Linked DNA regions of Homo sapiens: region 1 is linked to region 2. Evidence: read pairs that join two places in POLR2A ChIA-PET (ENCODE). Cell type or tissue: IMR-90. All regions are shown on one strand. Links, peaks and the distances in the headings refer to the core of each region. The heading gives the core; the rest is flanking DNA.

Evidence for each region. Peaks named below come from ENCODE experiments on the same cell type or tissue, not always from the same donor. Only the 100,000 strongest peaks of a DNase experiment are listed, where the experiment ranks them.
Region 1: POLR2A ChIA-PET joins it to region 2 with 5 read pairs; 3 of 35 experiments call an interaction of 5 or more read pairs at or near these places.

Annotation. Positions count from the first base shown.
Region 1 is chr13:32,210,485-32,213,403 of GRCh38, reverse strand. It overlaps FRY (FRY microtubule binding protein), which reads right to left. Exons shown (of 61, transcript NM_023037.3): 34 at 2,370-2,538; 35 at 1,022-1,112. Among named protein-coding and RNA genes, the nearest start is that of ZAR1L, 100 kb to the left of the region's middle. RefSeq lists an enhancer at 2,065-2,919. In IMR-90, for the core only: no CTCF peak of the experiment used is centred there; DNase peaks (open chromatin) are centred at 753 and 1,353; H3K27ac peaks cover 2,108 bases.
Region 2 is chr13:31,955,698-31,958,616 of GRCh38, reverse strand. It overlaps the pseudogene EEF1DP3. Among named protein-coding and RNA genes, the nearest start is that of FRY-AS1, 74 kb to the left of the region's middle. In IMR-90, for the core only: no CTCF peak of the experiment used is centred there; a DNase peak (open chromatin) is centred at 1,456; H3K27ac peaks cover 1,381 bases.

The DNA.
Region 1 (2,919 bases), core at 178-2,677, 250 kb before region 2:
ATGAGCATCTGCCTGAAGGTAACACAGCTGCCCAGTGATGCAGTGAGGAATCTGGCTGGTGCCTGAATTAGGGAAGGAGCCTTCAGAGCCCCAAGGGCAGGCAGCCCTGTGCCAGGTCATCTCCACGCCAGCCCCTACTGTGCCCCAATACACATGATGAAATCCTCAGGATGCTCAGGAAGCACTGTGGGCTTACTGGGGCATTTTGGGCTAAGTGAGTTATTTTCACCACTGGATCCCCTAAATTACCTTTAATATGAATTCATGAGCATCTCATCCTTTTTACTAATTTCTTAAGTAAAAGGGCTCCCTCATTACCTTTCACTATAAAATGCTCAGCTGAAGCACCGTGAGGATCATCCTAATTTTCATTTTTTTTAAATTGAGTTTTGTTTTTCTCTCCTGGTTTGTCTCCCTGCTCTTCACAATCAACTGCAGGAAAGAGTGACTCTGATTTGACTACTGATGAGTAGTTCATAGGCAAGGCAATAAGAAGGCTGAGATATAGGGGAAATATTATTATTAAAGAGCTAATGTGGAGGGAACGGAGACTTTTTTAGCAGGAAAAGATAGTGTTTTGGTTAACCAAGACAGCACAAAGCAAAAGTAAAATAATAATAATCATGTTTCATAGAACTCATCTCAAGATGACTACTCTATCCCTAAGAAATTATTCAACTATCAGATTCGAAAATTTCACATGGCAATTCTAATTCCAGATGGTCTGTGTCCATTAGCAGAACAACTCATGGTTTTTACTAAGCCCTGAGGTATGCGAAATTCCACCACCACCAGAACAACACCCTTCTTAATCTTTCTCTTCTCTGACTTTGCACAGAAATAACTGTTATCTTTAGGGATATACTGAGTAGAGTTGGAAAGTAAGTCTGAGTTTCTAAAAACAAAGAAGGATTTTTATGTACGTGTAAAATTTATGAAACTCCACAAACCTGTATTGATGTCTATGTATAGATTATTGCAGAACATTACACTGGATATTAAGTCAAATTTGTGTACCAACCTTTCATCAGATTCTTTCAATATCTTGTTCTCCTCAGCATCTGGGAAATTTTCCTGGCCAGCAACCACTGTATTGCTGCTAGAGGTGGTTCCTGTAGATGGGAATGGAAGAAAAACACTTATAAAAAGATGCAAGCTGAGGGGTCAAGCTCAAGTCTCAAGTAATTCCAGGGAAAGATTTCCTGTAAATTCTTATGTTTGGAAGATTTTTTACATCTTCTGCACAATCTCAGACATTCTAAACAATCTTCCAAGCCCACACCACTGAAATGAGAGAATCGTAGACATCTGTTATGGTCAAACCAAATTCCTTAACTCTCGTAAAGCAAGCCTACATTCTTGAAACCTCTTCTTCCTGGCCACTTAGGCAATGAGCTTATTTATAGTGGCTGGCCCTGCTGTTGGCTGCTTTAGTATTTCTGGGTCCAGGAGTTACTAAACTAATGCTAGTGAAGTAAGGCCAAGCACCTAGCACTTCTGATTGCTGTGCTACTGCTTCCCTGTAAGAACACTGCTCTGGTGGCAGGGTGTAGGGCGAACAGAGGAGACAGTAGACTCAGGGAGGAGAGGAATTGGAAGGCAGTTACTGCATGAGGTCAGCAGAAGGGAGGCAGACTTCAAGGAATTTGAGGAGGATGGCATATATTTCATGAAAGGTTGCTGAGACACCAATTAACCAAAAGTGATAATACTTTTGGGGGGAATTTTAATCAACGCTGAAGGAATATAGCCAAGGGAGGGTCCAGATACAAGAAGGGGGATCCAGAAATGAGATTCCTGAGTGACTGCAATGTCCTGGCTGGGATCGGCTGAAATACAAAGTTCTGTGATGGAGGATGCTTGAGCCACAGATTCTCAGTCATCTTTACAAGATCATTTCATTAACCCTATGATCCCTAAGAAACTCAGTTATTCTCTTTTTTTTGAGATACAGTCTTGCTCTGTCGCCCAAGCTGGAGTATAGTGGTGCAATCTTGGCTCACTGCCACCTCTGCCTCGTGGGTTCAAGTGATTCTCCTCCTGCAGCCTCCTGAGGAGCTGGGAGTACTGGCGCGTGCCACCACATCCGGCTAAGTTTTTGTATTTTTAGTAGAGACGGGGTTTTGTCACGTTGGCCAGGCTGGTCTTGAACTCCTGACTTCAGCCTCAGCCTCCCAAAGTGCTGGGATTACAGGCGTGAGTCACCACGCCCAGCCCATGTCTCAGTTATTCTTAAGCCATCTCTTAACTGAATGCACACACAGGAATAAGAAAAAAGTAACAAACACATTCTCATATCCTTTCAGGAATCTACATGAAGGAAACCCCAGGGATCTGTGACCAGGTGTCTGCCCGGTTGCTCTTCTTACCTGAGGCTGCTGCGGAAGCCTTGCTACTGGCCGTGAAGCGGTAGAAGGGCGGGTTGTCACAATGCTGGACGATGGGGTTCACGGGCTCTGTCTGCTGCAGCTCAAAGAGAAGCTCTTCCATGGTTTGAATGGTGTTGTTACGGCACAAGTATATTGCCACTTTTTTAATCTGAGAAGGAAAAAAGAAAACAAGGGATGTTTCACAGAGCCTAGTCCACAGGAACACTAGGCCAGTAAACCTCTCATTTAGATAAGTTGTCATCATGCAGGAGCTGTCACCGTGATAGCTAATCTTTGTGCTATCCTAGGATGGACCAAGGACTTGGATTAAAATTCACCTCTCTTCATCGGCACGTCTGATAACAGTGTGTTCTTAAAGCCCTTACCTTTTCTAATGGCTAAGTTTTTAAAAGTTACTTTTGAGGTACGTGAATTCTATCTAAACTGAAAACTTGCCATCAAAGTTCTCATCTTCAGAAATAATTTTATTTATACAAACCCTGGGGAAAAACTGCTAGTTATTTTTGTTTAAAAAGGAATCCAGTCCCCT
Region 2 (2,919 bases), core at 93-2,592:
CTGCCCTAGGGAGGCCTTTCAAGGAGAAGTGCAACAGAAGGAGTAGCCAGCAACTCTTAAAAGCCTCAATCTCTCTCTCCCTGTCTCGTTCTCCACTTCTACCCCAGCCAACATCCCTATAAAACCTCCAAAGGCAGCAGTTGGTTAGAGATAAAAGAGTCTGTTGTTGTTTTGTGGGGAGAATGAAACAGAAACCTTCGATTCTTACTATCTCATTTCATTCAATCTTCTGTTAATTCATCATTATTTTCAATGTTTGGGAACTTTCAAAGAACATTTTATTTTATTTTACTTTATTCATTTATTTTTTGAAATGAAGTCTTGCTCTGTCACCCAGGCTGGAGTGCAGTGGCACAGTCTTGGCTCACTGCAACCTCTGCCTCGCGAGTTCAAGCAATTCTCCTGCCTCTGCCTCTCAAGTGGCTGGGGATTACAGGTGCCTGCCTCCATGCCCAGCTAATTTTTGTATTTTTAGTAGGGACAAGGTTTTGCCATGTTTGCCAGGCTGGTCTTGAACTCCTGACCTCAGGTGATCAGCCTACCTTGGCCTCCCAAAGTGCTGGGATTACATGTGTGAGCCACCGTGCCCATCCCAAAGAACCTTTTAAAGAAGGAACCCTTACTCATCAAATCGGCAGTGACTCACTCATACTTCCCTTCCTTTTAACCATCTAGGTGACATTTAAGGAACATCCTCATTTCCCACAGGCAAGCACCAAACCCAGTTTCTTATCTGCAGTTTATCAGTTATCTAGCCCTGTGTGTATCAATCAACTTTTCAAAATAAAAACTACTTTACACTTTACCTGCTGGAAGATATGTCTGTGGATATAGGTGCCACATTACTTTATTTCTGCTGTTTTTTTCTCCTCCTTCCTCTTCTTCCTTCTTTTCTTTTCTTTCTCTTTCTTTTCTTTCTCCTTCCTTCCTTCTCTCTCTCTCCCTTCCCCTTCCCCTTCCCCCTTCCCCCCTCTTCTCCTCCTCCTCCTCCTCCTTCTTCTTCTTCTTCTCTCTCTCTCTCTGCTAAGCATGTTATTTCTGGCATGGAGTTTTCTTTCTCTCCTTCCACCACCCCTATTTGTGCAGATTTTGAGTTTTCATTCTCAGTAGCCTCTTGAAGGAAATCATTCTTGCCCATTTCCCTTCCTCCCACACACCTGTTTGTGCATGTGGGAATGCCTGGTGTGGAAATCAGGAAGTGATATATTGCCAATAAAATGGCTTCTATCATTACTATAAATATTAACTTAAGCATAGTTAAACATACAGTTTTCAGTCACCTACTTTTTGTTGAAGAACTGAACAGCTTGAGTATATTTGAAACAGCAAATTTCTTTCTAATTTAGCAGAAAATAAGAAAAAATACAAGGCCATAACTTTGCAATGTTTATAGTTTTCCAAAACTGCCTTGCCTTTTGTTTAAATAACTATATAGTGATTCATGGCATCCTTATTATAAATAATCACATTTCGAGAATATTTCTTTTGAGAAGTTTCCAGATTGCTATTTGTTTCATATGGATGTGATTCAGTAACAAAAGAAAATATGTAGCTATAGTTTACCCTAATTCTGAGTAATGAAGTTTCTGTGCAGCACTCAGTATCACCGATGATATTCATTAACTCTTCTTCATTAAACATTTCTATATTTTATAATATCATCTGTATTGTTGAGAGCTTTTATTTTTAAAAACCTTGAAATGTTTCTCATTCATCCAACTTACTCTAATCAGCTGCCTCTAACAGGCACTGTTACCATTTTAAAAAATTCATTGTTGCATGTTCTCACTCACCTGTGGGAGCCCCCCCAAAATTTGAGCTAATGAAAGCAGAAAGTAGGATTGGGGGTATCAGAGGTTGGGAAGGGCAAGGGGGAGGGAAGGATGGGGACAGGTTGGTCTACAGATATAAAATTACAGCTAGATAGGAGAAATGAGTTCTGGTGTTCTGTAGCACTGTAGGGTGAATGTGGTTAATTATAACTTATTGTACATTCTCATAAAGCCAAAGCTGGGTGTGGTGGCTCAGGCCTGTAATCCCAGCACTTTGGGAGGCCAAGGCGGGTGGATCACCTGAGGTCAGGAGTTCGAGACCAGCCTGACCAATATGGTGAAACCCCATCTCTACCAAAAATACAAAAATTACCTGGGTGTGGTGGCGTGCACCTGTAATCCCAGCTACTTGGGAGGCAGAGGCAGGAGAATCACTTGAACCCAGAAGGCGGAGGTTGCAGTAAGCCCAGATCGCGTCATTGCACTCCAGCCTGAGTGATAAGAATGAAACTCCATCTCAAAAAAAAAAAAAAAAAAAAAAGCTAGAAGAGAGAATTCTAAATGTTTGCAACACAGAGAAATGATAAATGTTTGAGGTGATGGATATGCTAACTACCCTGATTTGATCAGTACTCATTGTATATATGTATGGAAATATTACTCTCTATCCCATAAATATGTACAATTATTATATGTCAACTAAAAATAAAAGGAAAAAAAAAAGATGGTTGAGAGGCACAGAGCGAGTCCTAATATTTTACCCTATGGTGTGAGCAGGATTTAGAACAAAGACCGTAATATGGGTGTGTTTGGACCTCTGCACTCTGCAGTTCTGGTTTTTACAGTTATGAGTGGGGACACAGAGGCACTTTGCATATGATGAAACTCAAATTACAGGTTCCTCTCTTGCCAGAGAATACACTAAACTTCGAGGGTGGTAGTGGTTGGGTGGGTACGTGGAAGGGGACTGGATTGCAAGGGGAAGCAACAGAGGTCTGCCAGGCATAGCTGCCTCCTGCTTCTTACACGTGAAACTTAGAATAGTTTACAAATAAACTTTGATCTTTGAAGATCTTTTCCACTTTCTTTAAGTCAGTAGTTCTTGACCAGGGGATGGGACAACATCAGATGAACCTGGGAAAATGTT